3 separate regions of the Homo sapiens genome follow, and regions 1 and 3 are each linked to region 2. The links are chromatin loops, found by intact Hi-C in ENCODE. Cell type or tissue: ovary. All regions are shown on one strand.

Region 1 (8,000 bases), 710 kb before region 2:
AAAATAGTTACTTCCAAGATATAATGGGGGTATAGGCATTGGGTAAATGCTTCCATTCCAAATGGAAGAAATTGGGCAAAAGAAAGGGGCTACAGGCCCCATGCGAGTCCAAAACTCAGCAGGGCAGGCATTAAACCATAAAGCTCCAAAGTGATCTCCTTTGACTCTGTGTCCCACATCCAGGCCACACTGACACAAGGAGTGGGCTCCCATGGCCTTGGGCAGCTCTGCCTCTGTGGCTCTGCAGGGTACAGCCACCATGGCAACTTTCATGGGCTGGTGTTGAGTGCCTGTGACTTTTCCAGGTGCATGGTGCAAGCTGTCAGTGGATCTACCATTCTGAGATCTGCAAGACAGTGGCCCTCCTCTGACAGCTCCACTAGGCAGTGCTGCAGTGAGGACTCTGTGTGGGGGCTCCAACCCCACATTTCTCCTCTGCACTGCCCTAGTAGAGGTTCTCCATGAGGACTCTGCAGGCAGACTTCTGCCTGGACATCTAGGCATTTCCATATATCTTCTGAAATCTAGGCAGAGGTTCCCAAACCTCAGCTCTTGACTTCTGTGCACCTGCAGGCCCCACACCATGTGGAAGTCACCAATGCTTGGGCCTTGCACCCTCTGAAGCCATGGCCCAAGTTGTACCTTGGCCCCTTTTAGCCACAGCTGGAGCTGAAGCAACTAAGATGCAGAATGCCATATTCTGATGCTGTACAGAACAGCTGGGCCCTGGGCCTGGCCCATGAAACCATTTTTCCCTCCTAGGCCTCTGGGCCTGTGTGGAAGGGGCTTCCATGAAGGTCTCTGACATGCCCTGGATACATTTCCCTCATTGTCTTGGCTATTTGGCTCATCTTTACAAGCAAATTTCTGCAGCAAGCTTGAATTTCTCCCCAGAAAATGGGTTTTCTTTTCTACCACATGGCTGCGCTGCAGATTTTCCAAATTTTTATGCTCTGCTTCCCTTTTAAATATAAATTCCAGCTTTATATAATCTCTTTGTTCACGCATATGAGCATACACTTTTAGAAACAGCCAGGTTGGCCGGGTGCAGTGGCTCATGCCTGTAATCCTAGCACTTTGGGAGGCCATGGCAGGTGGATTGCCTGAGCTCAGGAGTTCAAAACCAGCCTGGACAACACGTGAAACCCTGTCTCTACTAAAAATACAAAAAAAAAAAAAATTAGCTGGGTGTGGCGATGTGTGCCTGTAGTCCCAGCTACTCTGGAGGCTAAGGCAGGAAAATTGCCTGAACCCAGAAAGTGGAGGTTGCAGTGAGCTGAGATCGCTCCACTGCACTCCAGCCTGGGTGACAGCAAGAATCTGTCTCCAAAAATAAATAAATAAATAAAAATAATAAAACAAAGAAACGGCCAGGTCACATGGTTACATGTTGAACACTTTGCTGCTTAGGTATATTTTCCACCAGATACTCTAAATCATCTCTCTCAAGTTGAAGTTCCACAGGTCTCTAGGGCAGGGGCAAAATGCCACCAGTCTCTTTGCTAAAGCATAGCAAGAGTCACCTTTACTCCAGTTCCCAATAAGTTCCTAATCTTCATCTGAGACCACCTCAGCCTGGACTTCATTGTCAATATCACTATCGGCATTTTGGTTGAAACCATTCAACAAGTCTAGGAAGTTCCAAACTTTCCCACATCATCCTATTTCTTCTGAGTCCTCCAAACTGTTTCAACCTCTTCCCATGACCCAATTCCAAAGTTGTTTCCACATTTTCAGGTATCTTTGTAGTAATGCCCCACTTTCCTGGTACCAATTTTCTGTATTCATCCATTCTCACACTGCTATAAAGAACTACCTGAGACTGGGTAATTTATGAAGAAAAGAGGTTTAATTCACTCAGTTTCACAGGCTTAACAGGAAGCATGGGTAGGAAGCCTCAGGAAACTTACAATCATGGCAGAAGGGGAAGCAAGGTACATCTTGTGGTGGAGCAGGAGAGAGAGAGCGAAGGGGGAAGTGCTGCACACACTTAAACCGTCAGATCTCGTGAGATCTCACTATGATGAGAACAGCAAGGGAAGTTGGCCCCTTGGATTCAATCACCTCCCACCAGGCCCCTCCTCCAACTTGACATGAGATTTAGGGGTGACACAAATCCAAACCATATCACTAATCTTCCCTTGTGGCGAGATGAGCAGCTCAGTGTTTGCACAGCCTGAGGAATGAGTGAATTGCTGCAACTTAAACTTCCAGCAGGCAGATGACAAGCTGTCCATTCGACACAGTCAAAGGCTTGGTCTTACGCTGCGTGTGTGACTACAAGCAGACCCTCTCTCGCCTGCGTGAGGAAGTGGAGTTGATACCTATTACATGGCTCAACACTTTAGTCATCGGGTCCTCAGGAAGTTGGAAGCCTCTAAGCCCAGAGGCAGCCTGGACCCTTCCTCACAGATGCTTGGTGCTGGCAGTCCCACACTGTCCCCCACGGTGGCAAGCGGTGGTGTTTCTGGAATGTTCCACTTCACCCTCGTTCCTGTGTGTTCTCCTGCCCATGGTCTGTTGTCACGAGGCCTGTGCCCTGACGCTGGATCTGCCTGTCTCCGGCCGCTGCTGGGTCCTGCTCTGCACCTTCATGAGAAGCCATCTAGGAAAGTTTCTTCTTGTTTCTCCCGACTGGGGTTCATTCCCATGGGACTGGGGAACTGGGACTTTGCCCCGCTTTAAAGTTCTCCCTCTGGCTTCCTCCGTGGGCTATAGCCCTGACCCCACCCCAGCACGGAGAGAGCCAGTCGGCATCCTGGCTGCCCACTCAAGCTGGTGCCGTCACAGGGAGAGGCTGGGTTGGGAATCATGACGTCTTTGGATAGAGAGCTTTGCTTTTCACCTTCATGCCAGTTGTTTTCATGAAATCCACAGAAACTTCCTTTAGAAGAAGTCTTACCTAGAAGCCCACCCTGTAAATGAAGTGAAACAGAATTCTCTGGTGAGAGGAAGGTGGAATCTGGGACCCCACAGGTGGTTCTGTGGCCCCCTAGAGACCCCCTTCTGTGGTGGCTCCAGAATGTGGCCCCATGTGGTGTGTTGGTGGCTTCCCATGACATGTGTGCCTGTGCCCCCCACGCCATGTCCTCTTCTTGGTGCATCTGCAGCCCCCTCATGTCTGAGGCCTCCTCAGTGCTCTCTTTCTGGGCCCCTATCCCCATAGCCTCCACCTCCTGTGGCATGTCTGTGGTCCTCTCCTTGGTGCACCCATGGAGAGGTGCACCTCTGTCGTATACTGAAACACATCCGGGCTCTGCAGAGTTCAGCAGGCCACGCTTCTACTTCAGGCTGCCTTTCAGGAAGAAAAGTTTCTTCCCCAGCTTGGGGATTGTGATGGGAAAAACAAGATACCGGGGAGGGGTGATAAAAGAGGAGTGTGGTGGGAACTTGTTCTAGGAAAAACATTCAGTGGCGGACTTCCTGGAGAGGCTTGGACCTGAGCTCTTGGGAAGCTTTGCAATCTCTCCCATCGTGCTGAAGGGGAAACAGAGGCCGTGTAGGTTGCTGGGGCCAGTGGGCCTGTGCCTTGATCCGCCCGGAGCAGGCTGGAGGATTCAGTGTCTTGGTCGCCATGATCCCAGACACCATGCTAGGTGACATAGAGCCTCTGGCAAAACAAAGGGGACAGACTGGCTCCTTCCTCAAGAGGGAGTGTGTTGCTTCAGTAAAGCCACCCTGAGCTTTAAGGCAGAGTTTTAGGGTAAGAGTTCAGGCAGCTGAAAGCCATCAAGTCAGCGGGGCTGAGATCCTCCCAAACTGGGGCAAGGACCAGGGCTTGGATGTCAGAAGTAAAGTCAGAGGCCGTCTGGGCCAAGGGGACCCCTGAGCACACACTATAAGCATGGCGGGCGGTGGCAGGACTGCACCTGGGCACTGAGTGTCCACCACCTGACACCCCTGGGGAGCAGGGGCTGGCATCCCAGGGCTGCACCGCGACCCAAGGAGAGGCTCCTTGACCAACAGTTGCAGGTTGCAGCTCCCAGGTGTGGAGCACACTTGAAGATTCTCACTCTGGTGACCCAAAGCAGGATCAGCTGTGGATGCTTGTGTTTTGTTTCGCTTAAAGTTTCCCTTTTGTGGCTGGGCGCAGTGGCTCACGCCTGTAATCCCAGCACTTTGGGAAGCAGAAGTGGGTGGATCACCTGAGGTCAGGAGTTCGAGCACAGCTGGCCAATGTGGAGAAACCCTGTCTCTACTAAAAATACAAAAATTAGCTGGTCCTGGTGGCGCACACCTGTAATTCCAGCTACTCAGGAGGCTAAGGCAGGAGAATTGCTTAACACCGGGAGGCAGAGTTTGCAATGAGCTGACAGGGTGCCACTGCACTCCACCTGGGTGACAGAGCAAGACTCCGTCTCAAAAAAAAAAAAAAGGTTCCTTTTTGTCCCATGTCCATGTTCTCGGCATGCCGGGACCACTGCCTGTCCGTGGAGGTGTCTGGCCCAGCAGGGTCACTGCTGAGCAAGCAGAGAGGTGGGCCCATGTTCCGGGCTGGGCTGGGAACGTATCCCTGACTCCAGGCCCAGGACTCAGGACCCACAACCTCCAGGACAGACCTCAGCCCAGTGGCCCTGGCTTTGGGGTCAGGGCTGAGGCTGGTGGCAGCCCACCCACCCCTGGTGTGGCACTCATACCACCTCCTCTGGACCGGGCCTCTCGTCAGGAGAGGAAGGCTCAGGGGGAAGGCAGGGACAGAGGATGGAGGTGGGTGGCCAGAGCTCCACGTTCTTGTGAGAAGACCGAATGCCAGACCAAAGCTGGAGCAAGACTGAAGAGGACCAGGCAGGGAGAAGGGAGGCCAGGTCGCCTCTGCCGTGGTCTACCCCTGCTGCGTCTCCTGGGCTCAATCTCCTGTTTTGAGTTCTTAACTTAGATGCTTTGCTCACTAAGCTCTCTTCTTTTCCAGGTGAGTGTTTAACACATTTCTCTCAGAGCCATTCCTGCTGCCTCCCACATGCCCAAGAGTGGGGGAGTCTATCATTCAATTCCAGAAACTTCTCATTTCCACTATGGTCACTTTGATCCAGGAGTTATTTTGAATGTATTTTACGATTTCAGAAAGCATTTCAAATGGTTATTTTTGCAATTCATTTTCACACTTTTCCTCTCTCTCCTCTACCTCTCCCCTCTTGGATCTCTAGGAATGCATAGATTTTTAGAAATTCAATATTTTATACTCCATTATCTTCATTTTTTTTCTGTTGCCCAAATTGTTCTGAATTTGGTCCATGGGAGCAATATAGAGATATGAAATTTGTCTCTTTACCATATTTCAGGGATTGTTTATGTTTTTCTAAAATAAAAAGTAAACTTTTTTGAAGTATAATATACATAGCAAAAAAAGTGTACATCTCCCAAGTTTACAACTTGTTTAATTTTCACGAAGTTAACCACACTTGTAGTAACCAGACCCAAAATAGAACATGACTGGCCCCCTACAAGCCCCTGCCCCAGTCTTCCTACCGGTCACCATCTGTCTCAGTCAGCATGGGCTGCCATAACAAAATACACCTGGGGGACTTCTAGACAGCAGAAATTATTTTCTCCTGCTTCTGGAGGCTGGAAGTCCCAGATCTATGTCTGCTAGGGTTGGGTTCTGGTGAGGACCCTCTTCCTGCCTCACAGGTCTTTCCTCAGCGGCACGCGGAGGGCGTGGAGAGGCAGAGAGTTCTTCCTCTTCTTATAAGACCACCAGTTTTATAGGGTTAAGGCCACTCTATGACCTCATTTGACAGTTACCTCCCAAAAGCCCTGTCTCTGAAGACAGTCACATTTTGGGTTAGGGAGTCAGCACACATAGTTTGGAGGGCCCAGCCCACTCCATGGTCCTGTTCCACCCCACAATGAGGGTAGCGCCCCTCTGACTTCTGACGCTGTCCATGGGTGTGGCCTGCTTGGGGCTGTCTGTAAACAGGGTCGTGCAAAAACCTTCCTTTGCTCCTTTGTAAGATCCAGCCATGGTTTTGCATGTAAGTGGGTTCCGTTCATTCTCAAAGCTGCTGTGGTGTGAATATGTGGCTATTCATCCATTCTGCCGTTGATGGACATTTGGACTATTTAAGTATGGGGCAATTAGGAGTCATCCTATGAATGTTTTTACACAGTTTTTTGGTGAATAAAGGTTTTTACCGGGATATACCTAAAGAACGGAGTTGTTGGGTCATAGAATATGCATACATTTAACATGAGAAGACTACTGAGCTGCTTCTAAAATCCTACTCTAACATTCATTATAATATATATATAACTTGAGCATTCTGAGGTTTTAAAAAAGTATATTTTAATTCCCTCCCTTGTTTATTTCCAATCAATTCATCTTGAGTTATATGCTGTTAATGTCCAGTATTTTAGTTCTATTTTCTTTTCTTTAATTTCCAATAATATGTTTAATTTCTATTGTTTTGTACAGCTAATGTTGTTTGTTTGTTTTTGAGATGGAGTCGTACTCTGTTGCCCAGGCTGGAGTGCAGTGGCATGGTCTCAGCTCACTGCAACCTCCGCCTCCTGGGTTCAAGCAATTCTCCTGCCTCAGCCTCCCAGAGTAGCTGGGATTACAGATGCCTGTCACCACGCCCAGCTAATTTTTGTATTTTTAGTAGAGACGGGGTTTCACCATGTTGGCCAGGCTGGTCTTGAACTCCTGACCTCGTGATCCGCCTGCCTCAGCTTTCCAAAGTGCTGGTATTACAAGCATGAGCCACTGTGCCCGGCTGTACAGCTAATGTTTAATGACATTGACTATGTGTGGGTTTTTTTTTCTCTCTCTCTTTTTTTTTTAAAAGTTCTGGGCTACATGTGCAGGATGGGCAGGTTTGTTACAGAGGCAAACGTGTGCCATGGTGGTTTGCTGAACCTTTCAACCCATCACCTAGGTATTAAGACCAGTATGCGTTAGCTCTTTTCCCCAGTGCTCTCCCCACCCACCCTCCCCAGACAGGCCCCAGTAAATGTTGTTGCCCTCCCTGTGTCCATGTGTTCTCATTGTTCAGCTCCCATTTATAAGTGAGAACATGTGGTGTTTGGATTTCTGTTCCTGTGTTAGTTTGTTGAGGATGATGGCTTCCAACTCCATCCATGTCCCTGCAAAGGACGTGATCTCATTCCTTTTTATGGCTGCATAGTATTCCATGGTGTATATGTACCACATTTTCTTTATCCAGTCTATCATTGATGGGCATTTGGGTTGATTCCATGTCTTTGCTATTGTGAATAGTGCTGCAATGAATATACAAGTGCATGTATCTTTATAATAGAACGATTTATATTCCTTTGGGTATATACCCAGAAATGGGATTGCTGGGTCAAATGGTATTTCCAGTTCTAAATCTTTGAGGAATAGCCACATCATCTTCCAAATGGTTGAACTAATTTACATTCCCACCAACAGTGTAAAAGCATTCCTATCTCTCCACAGCCTCACCGGCATCTGTTTCTTGACCTTTTAATAATCACCACTCTGCTGTGAGATGGTATCTCATTGTGGCTTTGATTTTCACTTCTCTAATGATTAGTGATGTTGAGCTTCTTTTCATATGTTTCTTGGCCACATGTATGTCTCTTTTTGAGAAGTGTCTATTCGTATCCTTTGCCCACTTTTTAATGGGGTTGTTTGTTTCTTGTAAATTTGCTTAAGTTCCTTGTAGATTCTGGATATTAGACCTTTGTCAGATGGATAGATTGCAAAAATTTTCTCCCATTCTGTAGATTGTCTGTTTGCTCTGAAGATAGTTTCGTTTGCTGTGCAGAGCTCTTTAGTTTAATTAGATCCCATTTGTCAATTTTTGCTTCTGTTGCAATTGCTTTTGACAATTTCATCATAAAGTCTTTGTCCGTGCCTATGTCCTTAATGGTATTGCCTAGATTTTCTTCTAGGCTTTTTATAATTTTGGGTTTTACATGTAAGTCTTTAATCCATCTCGAGTTAATTTTTGTATAAGGTGTAAGGAAGGGATCCAGTTTCAATTTTCTGCATATGACTAGCCAGTTCTCCCAGTTTC
Region 2 (8,000 bases):
CTTTCTTCTGAGCGGGGATTCTCTTCCTGCCTGGAGGGAGCAGTTTGGCTACAAAGCTGCCTTTTAGAGCGAGACCCCGTCTCCCCTCCCTGCGTTCCCAGGACTTTGTGAAGAAGAGAAAGTGAGTGGCCCTTCCTTTCTCCTGGATCCCGGCTGTGGGGCTGCCCGCCGCCCTCCTCCTCCCACGCTAGGCTGCCCGCCGCCCTCCTCCTCCCACCCTAGGCTACCTGACCCATGGAGACCGGCCTGAGACAGACGCATCCCCGAACACCAGGTGCCCCGTCTTCTAGGCCATTCCAGGGACGGATGAATCAACATGGGCTTCTTATCCTAATGTTTTAATTTGGAACTCTGCTATTGATCTGATGTTTACAAAGGAACCCATGCGTGACATTAAACTGTCAAAAGAGAAGCATGCACCCTGCGAGAATTCCTGCCTGAGATACTGTCTTTTTGTGACTGTAAGTGCAGAGAGAGCCCACGCAAACCGCAGGACACCAGAGCCGCCGCCCTGCCCCTCCAAGCTGCTGGCACTCGGGCTCACCCTCTCTGGAGGAGCCATCATTCTGGCCTCAGATTCTCCTTCCAAAACATTGCAAATAGAATGTCAGGCAAAGAAAGAAAGAGCCAGGCACACATGGAGAGATGGCAGCGCGAGTGTAAGTGGTGAGAAACCCAGCGAATGAAAACATCTACATAAGAACGCAGACACAGCGCCCTCAGAGGCCGGCTGCAGAAAGGACTGGAGACACTGCAAATGAAAACGTCTACACGAGAATGCAGACACAGCGCCCTCAGATGGCTGCAGAAAGCGCTGGAGACATTGTCCATGAGAAGAAAAAGACAAGGTCAAGAACTTCAGTGGAGAAATAAAAATTACACGAAAAGGAAAGATTTGTATTTTTTTTTTCTGATTGTATTTTTCCTATTCTCCCTCCACTTTCTTTCTAGAACTCCAACTTTTCTCATTGCATTCTCTGTTTTCTCATTGCAGTCTCTATCTCTGTGCCTATTTGTAAATGCAATACAAAAATGATTGCCTGGAAAAAATACAAGCAACGTTTCAGAACTCAATAAGTGGGTTTAAAAATAGTTTAGATGTCATTGAAAAATAATGAATAACTGGAAAGTAGGTCAGAAGAAAATTCTCAGAATGAAGGATAGGAACATAAGGAGGAAAACAGAGAAGAGCAAGTGTGAGGGACTGAACTGCGTCCTCCCAGAATGCACATGTGGAAGCCTGGCTTAGTTCTGGCTGCCATAACAAAATGCCATAGACTGGGGGACTTAGAAACAACAATGCATTTCTCAGAGCTTTGAAGGCTGGGGAGTCTCAGATCAAGGTACCGGCAGATTCCGTGTGTGGTGAGGACGAGGACCGGCTTCCCTAGTTGTGTCACTGCGTCCTCACATGGCGGACGGGGGAGGGGTGCTCTGGGGCCTCTTTTATGAGCAGCCGGGCATCTTGGCCACTCTCCTGTGGAGGGTTAGGTGTGGACAAAAAGTATTTGGCAAAAAGAGTTTGAAACCAGCAATGAGACCCTCCCCAGCTCTGCCCTTTCTACCTCCCACATGAGATGCTTTTCTTTTAGTAAAAGGGAGGGGCCTGGGCCAGCCTGGCCTGCTGCTGCTCCCACACCTCCAGGACTCCTCCACAGGCAGGGTGGGGCCGCCATCAGCTCTGCCCAGCAAACTGTGGGCACAAGGGCTGGGGGTCAGGCTGGGCTGAGGCAGCTCCTATGCCTGCTCTGTGACCCAGAGACCGTAGCCCTGGGGGCTGTGGGAGGGCCACCCAGCCCGGGTTCAGCAGCGACACTCTGTGACCCAGAGACCATAGCCCTGGGGGCTGTGGGAGGGCCACCCAGCCCGGGTTCAGCAGCGACATGAGTGACACACAGACCCTTTGCTTTGAGCCAGTGGGAGGTGGGTGTTACTGCAGCGCAGTCCCGGCCTTGGTGATGCCACCAGCATGTGCGGCACTCACCTGCACTGCAGGACCACCCCCTCTGTAGGACCACCTGCCTCCTCGCCCCACACACGAGCCCTTGGGGGCACCTCTTGGCCCTTGTGCCTGTGTGGAGCTTGATGCCTATTTGAATAAATTATTAGAAAAATTATTAGGTGAGGCCGGGCACAGTGGCTCACGCCTGTAATCCCAGCACCTTGGGGGCCTGAGATGGGCAGATCACGAGGTCAGGAGATTGAGACTCATCCTGGCTAACACGGTGAAACCCCGTCTCTACTAAAAATACAAAAAAATTAGCCGGGCATGGTGGCAGGTGCCTGTAGTCCCAGCTACTCAGGAGACTGAGGCAGGAGAATGGCGTGAACCTGGGAGGCGGAGGTTGCAGTGAGCCGAGATTGCGCCACTGCACTCCAGCCTAGGCAACAGAGCAAGACTCCACCTCAAAAAAAAAAAAATTATTAGATGAAAGGAGCCAGACATGAAAGCAACCACGTGTCCTGTGATGGTGTTCATATGAAATGCTGGGAATAAGCTGCTCTATGGAGGCAGAAAGCAGACTGGGGGCAGCCGGAGGCTGCGGAGAGAGGGAGCTGGGAGTGAATCCAGGGCTCCTTTTCAGGGTGATAGAAATGTTTTGCAATGAGATTCTAGTAATGCCAATATACTAACAACTACACCTCTTTCAGATGCTGCAGGTGGACAGGTGACAGGTGGGGATGCAGTCCCTGCCCCTGACACTCCCATTGAGAGGGCACAACCCTCTGTGCTTTGGCTGGGGGCATCATGGCTGCAGATGCTCCTGCCCCGGCAGAGCTGTTTCTTCCCAGACTCCCATGTGGCCCTGAGTCACCGGGGATCAGAATGAGCATGAGAATGTGGATTCGCGGGGCCCAGGTAGGGTTTTTTCACAAGTGCCCGGGAGCAAGGCTGAAGCTGGTAGCTCAGAAACTGGAGCTGGCTGTCAGCATCAAAACACTGCTCAGTGACAGGGGCTGTATGGTCTGGGGCAGTCCAAGAAAATCATCCAAGAGTGGAGGAAAAACTGTTCTGAAGCCTTCCGGCCTCCAGTGAAATTCCTTGGATGGGAAACCCTGGGGAGGGAGGGTCCCCATTCCCCCATCCCAAAGGGGCCCCTTTGGGCCACTCACCCCGACAAGGGACAGTTTCCCTGGGGACGTCCTCGGACCCGCCCTGGGTACTCAGATATTAAGAAGATGTTCTGATATTCAGTGATTTTCAGAGTACTGGTGTTAAAGTTACACATATATATGCAAAAATAAGAAAATAAACGAATTCCTATTCCTCCATCTAGAGAACACTACCCGTTTTACCTTTTTTGGTGTTTCTAAATAAAATCTTCAAACGAGATCGTGCTGTTCCTGCTATGTAGTTACTTTTAATTCTCTCAGTGATGTCTTAGAGCACCTACCTTCCTGTTTAAACGAGCGCCTGACGCTGCGTTCACGGGCAGTTTTACAACGGGATGCCGCAAATGCATTTCAAGGCATAAAACAGAGCTCCACCGCACCCCGCAGGCAGGTGGATCTGATTTTCCTCTGCTGCAGAGTTTGCTGAAAGCGAGCTCCCCCGCACCCCGCAGGCAGGTGGATCTGATTTTCCTCTGCTGCAGAGTTTGCTGAAAGCGAGCTCCCCCGCACCCCGCAGGCAGGTGGATCTGATTTTCCTCTGCTGCAGAGTTTGCTGAAACCGAGCTCCCCCGCACCCCGCAGGCAGGTGGATCTGATTTTCCTCTGCTGCAGAGTTTGCTGAAACCGAGCTCCCCCGCACCCCGCAGGCAGGTGGATCTGATTTTCCTCTGCTGCAGAGTTTGCTGAAACCGAGCTCCCCCGCACCCCGCAGGCAGGTGGATCTGATTTTCCTCTCCTGCAGAGTTTGCTGAAACCGAGCTCCCCCGCACCCCGCAGGCAGGTGGATCTGATTTTCCTCTGCTGCAGAGTTTGCTGAAAGCGAGCTCCCCCGCACCCCGCAGGCAGGTGGATCTGATTTTCCTCTGCTGCAGAGTTTGCTGGGGGCTAAGGGTGAGAACCGCGGGAACGAACTAACGCGCTGCAGTGTCGGGAAACACGGCCCACAGCGCCACCGTGTGGTCTCCGCGTCCCCAGTTCGGAGCCGCAGCTTACGCGCTGCTGGCCCTGAGCCTGTTCCCTTCCTGCAGTCCCCAGGAGCTGACGCTATTCGGTTTGTTTTTAAACACTCCAGCTGAGCAAGCGTCTTCTCAGGACGTCCTGCGTGCTGCCCACACTCTCTTGTGGATGGTCCCCCGGGTCCGGCGGAATCCCGCCTGGGAAGGCTTCCCCGAAGCCTTCCTCCATCCTGGGCAGTGGCGGGGCTTGCAGGAGGCCTCAGAGCTCTGTCGGGGCCGGACGGACCGCTGTCGTCGCCAGTGCAGGGACAGAAGGGAGGACCCCTTGGAGGGCGGTGGAGACCAGAGTCGTGAGCGGCCCTGTGGAAAGCTGGCGAAGGGGCAGACATCCAACTCGCCAGCAGGAAGCCGCGCCCAGCACGGTCATGCTCAGCCTCAGTGATCCTGGCGGGAAAGACCGAGACAGAAATTCTTCGCACACCCACCAGGCCTCCGGATCCAGCCAGCACCGGGGCTAGCGGACCCAGGCCGTCTACACCTGGGCTTTCCTTCCCAGCTTCCCCGCTCTCAAATTCAGTTGAAAGTGGGTTTGTAAGAATTGTATACCTAGAAAACCCCATCGTCTCAGCCCAAAATCTCCTTAAGCTGATAAACAACTTCAGCAAAGTCTCAGGATACAAAATCAATGTGCAAAAATCACAAGCATTCTTATACACCAATAACAGACAAACAGAGAGCCAAACCATGAGTGAACTCCCATTCACAATTGCTTCAAAGAGAATAAAATGCCTAGGAATCCAACTTACAAGGGATGTGAAGGACCTCTTCGAGGAGAACTACAAACCACTGCTCAACGAAATAAAAGAGGATACAAAGAAATGGAAGAACATTCCATGCTCATGGGTAGGAAGAATCAATATCGTGAAAATGACCATACTGCCCAAGGTAATTTATAGATTCAATGCCATCCCTATCAAGCTACCAATGACTTTCTTCACAGAATTGGAAAAAACTACTTTAAAGTTCATATGCAACCTAAAAAGAGCGCACATTGCCAAGACAATCCTAAGCCAAAAGAACAAAGCTGGAGGCATCACACTACCTGACTTCAAACTATACTACAAGGCTACAGTAACCAAAACAGCATGGTACTGGTACCAAAACAGAAATATAGACCAATGGAACAGAATAGAGGCCTCAGAAATAATACCACACATCTACAACCATCTGATCTTTGACAAACCTGACAAAAACAAGCAATGGGGAAAGGATTCCCTATTTAACAAATGGTGCTGGGAAAACTGGCTAGCCATATGTAGAAAGCTGAAACTGGATCCCTTCTTACACCTTATACAAAAATTAATTCAAGATGGATTAAAGACTTAAATGTTAGACCTAAAACCATAAAAACCCTAGAAGAAAACCTAGGCAATACCATTCAGGACATAGGCATGGGTAAGGACTTCATGTCTAAAACACCAAAAGCAATGGCAGCAAAAGCCAAAATTGACAAATGGGATCTAATTAAACTAAAGAGCTTCTGCACAGCAAAAGAAACTACCATCAGAGTGAACAGGCAACCTACAGAATGGGAGAAAATTTTTGCAATCTCATCTGACAAAGGACTAATATCCAGAATCTACAAAGGACTCAAACAAATTTACAAGACAAAAACAACCCCATCAAAAAGTGGGCAAAGGATATGAACAGACATTTCTCAAAAGAAGACATTTATGCAGCCAACAGACACGTGAAAAAATGCTCTTCATCACTGGCCATCAGAGAAATGCAAATCAAAACCACAATGAGATACCATCTCACACCAGTTAGAATGGCGATCATTAAAAAGTCAGGAAACAACAGGTGCTGGAGAGGATGTGGAGAAATAGGAACACTTTGACACTGTTGGTGGGACTGTAAACTAGTTCAACCATTGTGGAAGTCAGTGTGGCGATTCCTCAGGGATCTAGAACTGGAAATACCATTTGACCCCACCATCCCATGACTGGGTATATACCCAAAGGACTATAAATCATGCTGCTATAAAGACACATGCACACGTATGTGTATTGCAGCACTACTCACAATAGCAAAGACTTGGAACCAATCCAAATGTCCATCAATGATAGACTGGATTAAGAAAATGTGGCACATATACACCATGGAATACTATGCAGCCATAAAAAATGATGAGTTTATGTCCTTTGTAGGGACATGGATGAAGCTGGAAACCATCATTCTCAGCAAACTATCGCAAGGACAAAAACCCAAACACTGCATGTTCTCACTCACAGGTGGGAATTGAACAATGAGAACACTTGGACACAGGAAGGGGAGCATCACACACCAGGGCCTGTTGTGGGGTGGGGGGAGAGGGGAGGGATAGCATTAGGAGATATACCTAATGTAAATGACGAGTTAATGGGTGCAGCACACCAACATGGCACATGTATACCTATGTAACAAACCTGCACGTTGTGCACATGTACCCTAGAACTTAAAGTATAGTAATAATAATGATAATAAAAATCATGTTTACAAGCAAAAGCCACCCTCCAACCTTCTGTCATAGGCGTTTTAATCGTGTGAGGTTTCTAGCCCACGGGCGCCTCTCTCCAGCCCATGGCTCTCTGAGGCAGAAGCAGCCTTCCACTTTCCAAGGTAATGGCACCACCACCCTGCTTGGTGCCCACCAGCATCTCCCTGTCACTCGAAAGACAGTGTCCAAACCCCTGCCTGTTACCCCAGGCCCTGTGGGTCTATCCCGGCAGCTCACCAGCTGTGGCCTCCTCAGACAGCCTCCTTTCCCCCAAATCCCAGCCTCAGTCCCTCGGATGCTTCCAGGTGGGAAGGCTCTGGCAGGCTCCAGGAGGAGCAGATAGAACTTGGGTGATCAGCCACCGGGCGTGGTGGCTCATGCCTGTAATCTCAGCACTGTGGGAATCCGAGGCGAGCAGATCACTTGAGATCAGGAGTTTGAGACCAGCCTGGCCGACATGGCGAACCCTGTCTCTACCAAAAATACAAAAAAAAAAAAAAAAAAAAAATTAGCTGGGCGTGGTGGCCTGCACCTGTAATCCCAGCTACTTGGGAGGCTGAGGCATGAGAATCACTTGAACCCAGCAGGCAGAGGTTGCAGTGAACTGGGATTGCACCACTGCACTCCAGCCTGGGTGACAGACTGAGACTGTCTCAAAAATAAAAGGTGATCAGGAAGTTCTTGTTTTTGCTTTTTGTTTTTCCCCCTGTGGAATCCTTTGCTCTGCAAAACAGGTGAGCGTTTCTTTGGTGGGGCGCTCAGCTCCCCCACCCCCCCCAGAACTGCTGATCCCACCCTCATGTCTGCATTCTTGAGGTGGTCCTGAGACGTGGCTTTGAAAAACACTGCTTGGGCTGGGTGCAGTGGCTCATGCCTGTAATCCCAGCACTTTGGGAGGCCAAGGTGGGAGGACTACCTGAGGTCAGGAGTTCAAGACCAGGCTGGTCAACATGGTGGAACCCTGTCTCTACTAAAAATACAAAAATTAGCTGGGCGTTGTGGTGCATGCCTGTAATCCCAGCTACTTGGGAGGCTGAGGCAGGAGTATCGCTTGAACCCAGGAGGCAAAGGTTGCAGTGAGCCAGGATTACACCACTGCACTCCAGCCTGGGCAACAGAGTGAGACTCCATCTCAAAAAAAAAGGAAAGAAAAAGAGAAACACTGCTTGAAACAAGAAAGGAACACAAAGATTAAAAGCTTAGAATTTTCCATAAACCTTTTGGCCACTTATATGTCTTCTGTTGAGAAATGATCTTTTGTCTACTTTCTATGGGATTATTTATTTATCTATTTTTTTCTGTTGTTTGATTTCCTTGTGTATTCTGGATATTGGCCCCAAAAAGCAAGCGAAAAAATGCTCAACATCATGAATCATTGGGGAAATGCACAT
Region 3 (8,000 bases), 460 kb before region 2:
CCCGAGAGCCGTCGTTCTCCAGGCTCTAGGTACCAGACCTCCATCTGTGACTCCCCCAGGCGCCCACACTTTCCTGGCTCTCCTCCGCCCCCGACCCCATCTGCTGGGGCCCTGGCAGCCCTTCCACGTCTGCTCCTCCTTCCTCCTCCCCACAGAAGCCCTAGGGATGGTCCCAAAGCCAGGCCGAGTGTGTGACACCGTCTCCAGCTCCCACGTGCTCAGGGTCGGGGCGGGCTCAGCGGGGTGTCTGGCTGCTGCCTCTCACCCCTTCCCTCCTTCGGAAACACGGCACTGGGCCTGACATCCACCATACGGGACAGTGGCTGGGCTTCTCTGGCCAGACCGAGGGGCCGCCCCTGCTGGCACTACGGGAGGTCACCCTGCAACACCCCGGATGCAGGGAGGATGCCCCCAAAGGAGCCCCCTTCTCCTTCTGAGGCTTCTGAGGAGCCCGGGGCTCAGCGCAGCTATAACCCCTTAGAATCCCCCGCTCCTCGGAGCCCCTGCCACCTCCCCGGGCTTTTCCCAAACACTGCCTGCTCATGGTGGGCTCTGGGACCTTCTGGAAAAGAGGTAGCCCTTGTCTTTTCAGTGCTTCAGAGGCCGTGCTAGTTCTTTGCCAACACACGGGCAGGAAGAGTTGAGTGGCGTCCAAGGGCCGGAAAAGCCGAGCCCCTCCCCAGTCCTGGCCTTGAAGGCTGCTCTGTTCCTGAGCTGGGCACAGAAGCTGCAGTGACTCAGGGTCCACCGTGGGGTCGGGCCTCACCCTGGGCCCAGGTGAGCCAGAAGGGACAGCGCTTTGAGGGCTGACCTCACGCAGGTCCCCGGGCCAGGGAGAGGCCGCACCTGCGCCTGGGTGGTGGAGGGGAAGGGAGGAGGGGCTGCTCCCACTCTGAGCAGGCTCTGGAGGAGGATCAGGACAGGCCCTAAGGCGCTGTTTCTCCCCCACCCCATGGCCTTGGGAGAGGGTCTGCCCCACTCCCTCTTCTCTCCCATGACCTCTGACCCTCAGCCCCTCCTTCCTTTGGGCCATGCTGGCTAGTAGGCTCCTCCCATGTCCACAGCGGTGGCTCCGCGCTGCCCCTTGGACTTCCCCGAAGTGACCCTGACCCCTGGACCTTGGCCACCCCTCCCAGGCCACACCCCGACCTGGTCCCTCCAAGTGTCCACCAAACCCTGGAAGGGAAACACTGCACGCCTGTGCCCTGGGGGCCGGGGTCTGCCCAGAATGCCTTCTCTTCCTTGCTCCTTTCACTAAATGTTCTTTTCTTTTCTTTTTATTTATTTATTTATTTATTTTTGAGACAGAGTCTCGCTGTGTCGCCAGGCTGGAGTGCAGTGGCGCAATCTCAGCTCACTGCAACCTCCGCCTCCTGGGTCCAAGTGATTCTCCTGCCTCAGCCTCCCTAAGAGGAGCTGGGACTACAGGCGTGCGCCACCACATGCAGCTAGCTTTTGTGTCTTTAGTAGAGACGGGGTTTCACCATGTTGGCCAGGATGGTCTCGATCTCTTGACCTTGTGATCCACCCGCCTCAGCCCCCGAAAGTGCTGGGATTACAGGTGTGAGCCACTGCGCCTGGCCTGAATGTTCTTTTCAGGACCACTCAGGCCTCCAGCCCCAGGCGCCCAAGAGGTTTACCTGTTTCCCACCCAGGAGCCCCCACCCTGCGTGTCCTCTGACAGCTGTGGGGACCTCACTTCAAACGGGCTTCAAGGGAGGCCCCAGCACTGTGTCTTACCTCAGGCTGAGGTCTTACCTCAGCCTCAGGTCTTACCTCAGCCTCCCTCCCGGCCCGTCCATCTCAGGTCCCCTCAGCGCCCCCGGCAGATGTGCCTGAGAACCTTGCTGAAGGGGTGCCAGGGTCGGGGACTCCGGGACTCACAGCCAGAAGAACTCTCCCTGCACCCCGCTGCCCCGAGGAAGGGCGTCCAAGCCCTGCCTCTCCCAAGGCCCACCTCTCAGGGGCAGCGGATCGGAATGGGGCACCCACCCGGGGAGGCCCTGTGCTCCCGATTAGATTATCAACACCACACAGTTCACCTTTGCTCGGCTGCGCTGCTGTTGGTTGAGGAAAAGCAAAGAGGAGTTACATTTTAACATTTGTGATAGCGCAGCTAGCAGCTCGCAGCTCCTGCAGACAGCTGCTGGGGGGAGGGTGCCCAGGGAGTCCACGCTGGCTCCAATAAACCCGGCTCCCAGAGACGTGTGTCCTGTCGCCAGGCCTGCTCGCCCCAGAGAGGCTGTGGGGCACAGTGAGAAACGTCTCCGGCGTGATTGCTATTGGTGAACTGTGAGTTTCGTTCACCTGCTAAAAATGTTCCCCCAAACAATGTTTCCTTGGAAGCACTTCCATTTCAAAATACAGCTGCAAAGTGCCTTGCTTGGCCCGTGAAGGTCAATGAGCCCGCAGAAGGGGCAGAGACAAAAGGGTTTTTAATAACGCTCCTTGCTGTCAGCAGCAGCACAGGCTCTGTAGACAAGTCAGGCTTTGTTCCCGGCAGTCCGCTGTCATTACATGGGGCAGCTCCATAAAGATACCAAGGCCAGCTCTGAGGCCAGGGTGCAGACTCCAGATGCACAGATGCTGGGCCGGGGATGCCCCTCACCTGGACAGGAGGACAAAATCCCCAGGAGCCCTGGACGGGGGTGGGGCAGGAATGGGGTAAACCACATGCAGCATCCAGCACCCGGCACCCGGCACCCAGAACCCAGCACCCGGCACTGTGCTCAGTAAGGCCTGGAGGACACCAGGGCCGGCCCCAGGGAAGAGGGGGAGAGCAGGTGGCTCCGTGGTCAGGGCTGGGCAGAGGCAGGAAGGGGCAGGGCCAGCGGCCTTTGGGTAACAGCGAAGCTCCTCCTTGCTTGGTTTTCAAGCTCTGAGACCCCTCAGGGGCTGCTGCAGGGGGTGAGGGAGGGGCAAGAAGGGGCATGAGGGGGAAATAGGAGACGTAAGGGGAGCTCACTTCTCCCCCAACCCTTTCCAGGGCAGCAGACCCCCTCTGGCCAGCGGTGTGTGCTCCACCTCCACCTAAGGCTTCCAGTCTGGGCTGCTAAATGGGGAGCCCCTGTCCCCACCCCGGGCGCAGCCCCAGGCTCCCGATAGGCTGGCAAGGCTGGAGAGCCATGGGCAGGCCCAGCCAGGGCCACCAAGGGTTCTGCACATCAGGGCGTGGAGATGATGAAGGGCTGGGTGCACACGGCCCTGGGGTGGGGCAGGAGGAGCACCCAGGGTCTGGGGGAAGGGGCCTGGATGGGTGGGACACGGGCATCCTAGCCGTGGGCAGAAACCTGGAGGCCCCAGAGAGCAGACTCACCTGGGGACGAGAGCTGCCTGAGTACCCCGCACGGGTGCAGGTGCTAGGCAGGCAGAGCTCCTGGAATGTTCCACAGAGGCGGACCCCGCTCTGCCCAGGTTCTCTTTGCAGGTGCTCAACAGGGTCACAGGTGCTTCTTGGAAAACCACAGGCCACTGAGAAGACACCTCCCCAGTTGACGGTTAATCACAAACCATTGGTTAGAAACCATTTTACAGGATTCTAGAGGTGCTTGGAGAAGGAGCTCAGGGATAACCCAGGTGCTGCGGGGTCGGGTCAGGCTGTGGCCTTGGACGCCCCTTCTGTCCCATCCACAAACTCAACTTGGCGCCTCTTGGGGCTGAGACTGGCACCCGAGCCTCCCCTGCAGTGGAGGCCCCTGTACGCCCTGGGGTCAGGTGGACGGAGGTGAGGACCACTCCCCCTCACCGGGACCCACGGACACTGTGCCCACATCCCAGGACCTTTCTTCTGGGCCATGGAGGCCAGGGGTGGCTGAGCTGCTAGTCTGAGGACCTGGGTTCATTTACTGACCAGGCCCCTAGCGGATGCTTGGGCCCCCAGCTGGAAGATGGGGCTGGTCCTGCCTGGGGAGGCTCCTCTGGGAGAGGCCATTGGGAGGGCTTTATCCTGGATGGGGCTGGGAGGTGAGCAGGGCCATTGGACTGGGCTGGGTTGTGGGAAGGAGACCTGGGGTCTGGTGCCCCTTGGCCTCCACCCTGAGTGGTCTCTTTGTCCCCAGGACTCAGTTTCCTCATCTGTAGAATGAGGGCTGACCCAGCCCACCCTTTGTCACCCGGTACCTGGAGTGCCTGGAGGGTCTGTGGAAGGAGCTCCTCCCCCAACTCCCAGAGGGAGTATTGGCACATACATGTGATACGTGTGTGCATATGCACACATGTCAGGATGGAGTTGGCACATATGTGTGATATGTGTGTGCATCTGCACACATGTGATGGAGCTGGCACATGTGTAACACGCTTGTGCATCTTTACACATCTGCACACATGTCAGGATGGAACTGGCACATATGTGTAACATGTGTGTGCACCTGCACACGTGTCATGATGAACTTTACACATGTGTGATGTGTGTGCATCTGCACACGTGTCGTGATGGAGCTGGCACATGTGTAACATGCTTGTGCATCTTTACACATCTGCACACATCAGGATGGAGCTGGCACATATGTGTAATATGCGTGTGCATCTGCACAAGTGTCAGAATGGAACTGGCACATATGTGTGATATGCGTGTACATATGCACACATGCGTCAGGATGGAAAATGCTGAATTGGCTGTTTCTCGCCCCCATGGATGGTGAAATGAGGACACTTCTCCTCTCCGTGTTTGTTCTGCATTTTCCAAATATGTTACAAAACTGTATTTTATAATCACAAAAGTTACAAAAACACACATTTACACTATGGTTATTTCTCTGACAATAACTACAATAACTAGGGGTGTCCCTTCACTTTTCCCAGCTGTGCACCATAGAGCAGAAGGGTTCCATGGATGGGACCAGGGCTTCCGTGCAGGACTCTGGCCCCCAGGCCTCCAGGCCACAAGCTTCAAGCTGGCTGCTTCCAGGCCCAGGGCTTCTGGCCGGGCAGCCTCCCTGGATGTCGTCCACTCAGGGCAGCCAGGGCCCCATCTGACACACTCTGTGGAGAGGAGGTCACAGCCCCTCTCTGTGCTTCCGCTGCCACCCGCTGATCTCAGCTGTTATCTTGACACAGAGGAAAGTCAAACTGCAGCCTGTCCCAGCTTATCTCTGGGTTATTTCCGCAAAGATCCACGTTTGGGTAAGCACTGGCTCTCCTGATAACCTAGCAGTAAACACAGCCAGGAATGTGATGCCCATAGGAGAGGCACAGTGCCAGTGCAAGGCCAGCGTCCCCTGGCTGGCAGGTGCCCAGAGCGCCACACGCACAGGTGTCCTGGGAATTCCCACCCAGGGACCAGAGCATCTGGGGCACGGCCCCTCCTGGGAATGCAGTGGCCCCAGCATGGAGCACCCATGAGTGCCGTGGGTGCCAGGGACAGGACCATGGGGACTGGCCCCCTCTCTCCCCTTCTGTCCTTTCTCTTCTCCTCTTCCCTCCTTCTCTGTCTCTATCTCTCTCTGCCTCTCTGTCTCTGTTTCTCTCTGCCTCTCTGTGTCCCTGTCTCTCTGTCTCTGTTTCTCTCTGCCTCTCTGTCTGTCTCCCTGTCTCTCTGCCTCTGTGTCTTGCTGTCTGTCTCCCCTGCCCCCCGGCCTCCTGCCCTGGTGGGTGGACACTCTGCTTCCCCTTCCCTGGAAAGCAAAGGTAGAGACAAGGGCAGGGGTGAAGGTGACCAGGAGGAATGTCGGAGGTGGAGCTGACCCTGCGGATTTAGCTCCAGGCCTTGGGGAGGTGGGAGGCCTCAGGGTCTCGTGACTTAGGAAGCTGCTGCTCAATAACTTGGGCCTTACAAACTCGGCTCCTCCATGAAAACAAACCACCCCGTTCAGAACAAAGGTTACTGATCCGTGATCACGAGGCCCCCCATGGCTGCCCTCTTGGCTGCTGCCCAATGCCGGGTGCTGAGGGATGTGAGAGGCACCACCAATGAGCCATCAGCATCCCTGGCACCTTTCTCTGGCTGGGCATGGGGGGCGTCCATGCTTTCAGGATGTCTCTGCCCTGTCCTGGTGGCTGCCCCAGGATGTGGGCACCCCCACCCCCTCCTGCTTTTCTCTCCTGGGCCCAGCCCGGCCTCACACTCATCTTGCTGCACCTGGAAGTTTCCAGAAGGGATGGAATCAGGGCCTTGGGCCTCCTCAGGAGAGACCTGTACTTCGCTGTGATAGCTCCAGCCACACCTCAGGTTTGACCGCCATGCTCCAGCTGGCAGCTCCTCCAGGGCAGATGCAGGAGCCCTGTGGCCCCGCTGGGGTGACGTGGGCCTTGGGGATGAGCCTCCACTGATAATTCTCAGGCAGGGATGGGTGGGAGGGCTGTGGAGTCCAGGACGCAGCAGGTCCAGTCCTTGTTGGGGCGCTTGACCCTGTGCTGGGGACGGCAGCCCCGCCTTGGCTGGCTGTGAGCAGATGGTGGGGGTGGCACAGGAGGACCAAGCCTGGCTTCCTGCTGCTTCCATCTCCTGAAAAGGCTCAGAGGCTATGAAAGGGCGGTGCCTCCGAGGTGGGCCCCCTCCCCACCACCCTACCCAATGGGAGGTCATTCTTCCTCCCTGCAGGGGAGCGAGGACCTGAGCGATGATTCCCACGTGTGTGTCTCCTGAGGGCTTGGTCCCTGTGAGATGCCCCAGGGCCCCGAAAAGCCAAGGCCAGGGCACGCTGGGACCCCTGCTGGCCTGGTGGCTTCCAAATGCTGCCCTTCAGTGAGGGCCCGGCTGAGCAGCCAGGTCATTACCAGTCTGCTGTGCCTGAGAAGTCCTCTGCAGACCTGAGGGTCCACCCACCACACTGGGCTGAAGGCACAGCCGGAGGCCTCTGTTGCTCAGCACTGAGAGGTCCTGGCTGGGAGCTGAGGCCTCTGCCAGCAGGCTGGGTGGGGGCTGGGGGTGGCACAGTGGCTGGGAGGAGGCGGCCGTCCCCCAGGAGAGAAAGAAGCCAGAAAGCATGTCCAAATGCAGTGCTGGGCCTGTGTGGGGCTGGGGCGGCTGCGGCCGGTCCTCGGTGTGCCTGGCCCCTGGCCGTCCATCCTGGCCACGTGGGTACCTCTGACCATGCTTTCAGGCTCTCCTCCTCAAGCCTTGAGGGTGCTGTGCCTCCTTGTCCCCTTGAAGGAGCAGGTGCTTGGATGTTGGAATGGCTTTGGCCGGCAGACTGTGGGCAGGGGTGGCCCATACTGGGTCCCCAGCTCTCCCCCGCCAGCTTCAGCAGCTGTGGACTCTGCAGGTGCTCTGGAGGTGCAGCTGCCTGGAGGATCCCTGGCCCATAGAACATTGTCATGGACAGTTGGGGGATGTTTGTTCCTGCAGCGTAGCCTCTCTTGTGCCGGCTAAAATGTCGTCTCTTCCAGATGATTTGAAAGATGGGGCATCTTATGTGGGAAACATCTAAAGCTGAAAGCCTGCCCCATTTCAATAAAATCCGAGAGGCAAAAACACGAAATTGATTAAGGGTCAAATCCCCTTTACAAAGGATTCCGGAAGCTCTTTGGTATATTTCAGCTGTATGTTGTTAAGCTTATGAAATTAGTGAAGGTTTTAAATAAATAATATTACCTACTGTGAGTGAAAGTTCAGTGAGTAGAAGATCCGTAATTCCTGCTGGCGGAAGCATAACTCAGCTTTTTATGGAGAATTTTGTGATGTACGTGTCTACCTGGAAGATAAGGGCAGCCTGTGGCCTTATAATTCCCATCACAGCAATCCACCCCAAGGACACCGTTGGAAATGTGGATTAAGTCATATGGGCAAGGAACATAGATTATAAAACTCTAAGTCTATTTGTGGTGAACTGAAGCCAGTGTTGTAAAAATTATGCATGATGGACAGATTGGGATTATTCCAGGATGGTAAAATTGGTTTAATATTTAACAATCAAACCGTGGGCCAGGTGCGGTGGCTTGTGCCTGTAATCCCAGCCCTTTGGGAGACCAAGGCGGGTGGATCACCTGAAGTTAGGATTTCGAGACCAGCCTGGCCAACATGGTGAAACCCTGTCTCTACTAACAATACAAAAATTAGCCGG

Evidence for each region. A loop is a pair of places that touch in the nucleus more often than their neighbours do. Peaks named below come from ENCODE experiments on the same cell type or tissue, not always from the same donor. Only the 100,000 strongest peaks of a DNase experiment are listed, where the experiment ranks them.
Region 1: it touches region 2 in a loop (4-fold over the local background); 41 of 110 quality-filtered maps call a loop at or near these places.
Region 3: a loop joins it to region 2, with 4 times the contacts of the local background. A loop is called at or near these places in 15 of 110 quality-filtered maps.

The regions. Positions count from the first base shown.
Region 1 is chr5:933,839-941,838 of GRCh38, forward strand. No RefSeq gene overlaps it. Among named protein-coding and RNA genes, the nearest start is that of TRIP13, 45 kb to the left of the region's middle. In ovary, no CTCF peak of the experiment used is centred here; DNase peaks (open chromatin) are centred at 2,623 and 4,493.
Region 2 is chr5:1,640,997-1,648,996 of GRCh38, forward strand. No RefSeq gene overlaps it. Among named protein-coding and RNA genes, the nearest start is that of MIR4277, 64 kb to the right of the region's middle. RefSeq lists enhancers at 1,214-1,766, 1,767-2,318, 2,359-3,021 and a silencer at 3,970-4,019. In ovary, CTCF peaks have their summits at 767 (motif pointing left) and 4,103 (motif pointing left); DNase peaks (open chromatin) are centred at 745 and 4,085.
Region 3 is chr5:1,180,867-1,188,866 of GRCh38, forward strand. LOC124900189 reads right to left here and starts at 1,981. Exons shown (of 8, transcript XM_047417960.1): 1 at 1,777-1,981. RefSeq lists enhancers at 6,052-6,745, 6,746-7,438. In ovary, no CTCF peak of the experiment used is centred here; no DNase peak of the experiment used is centred here.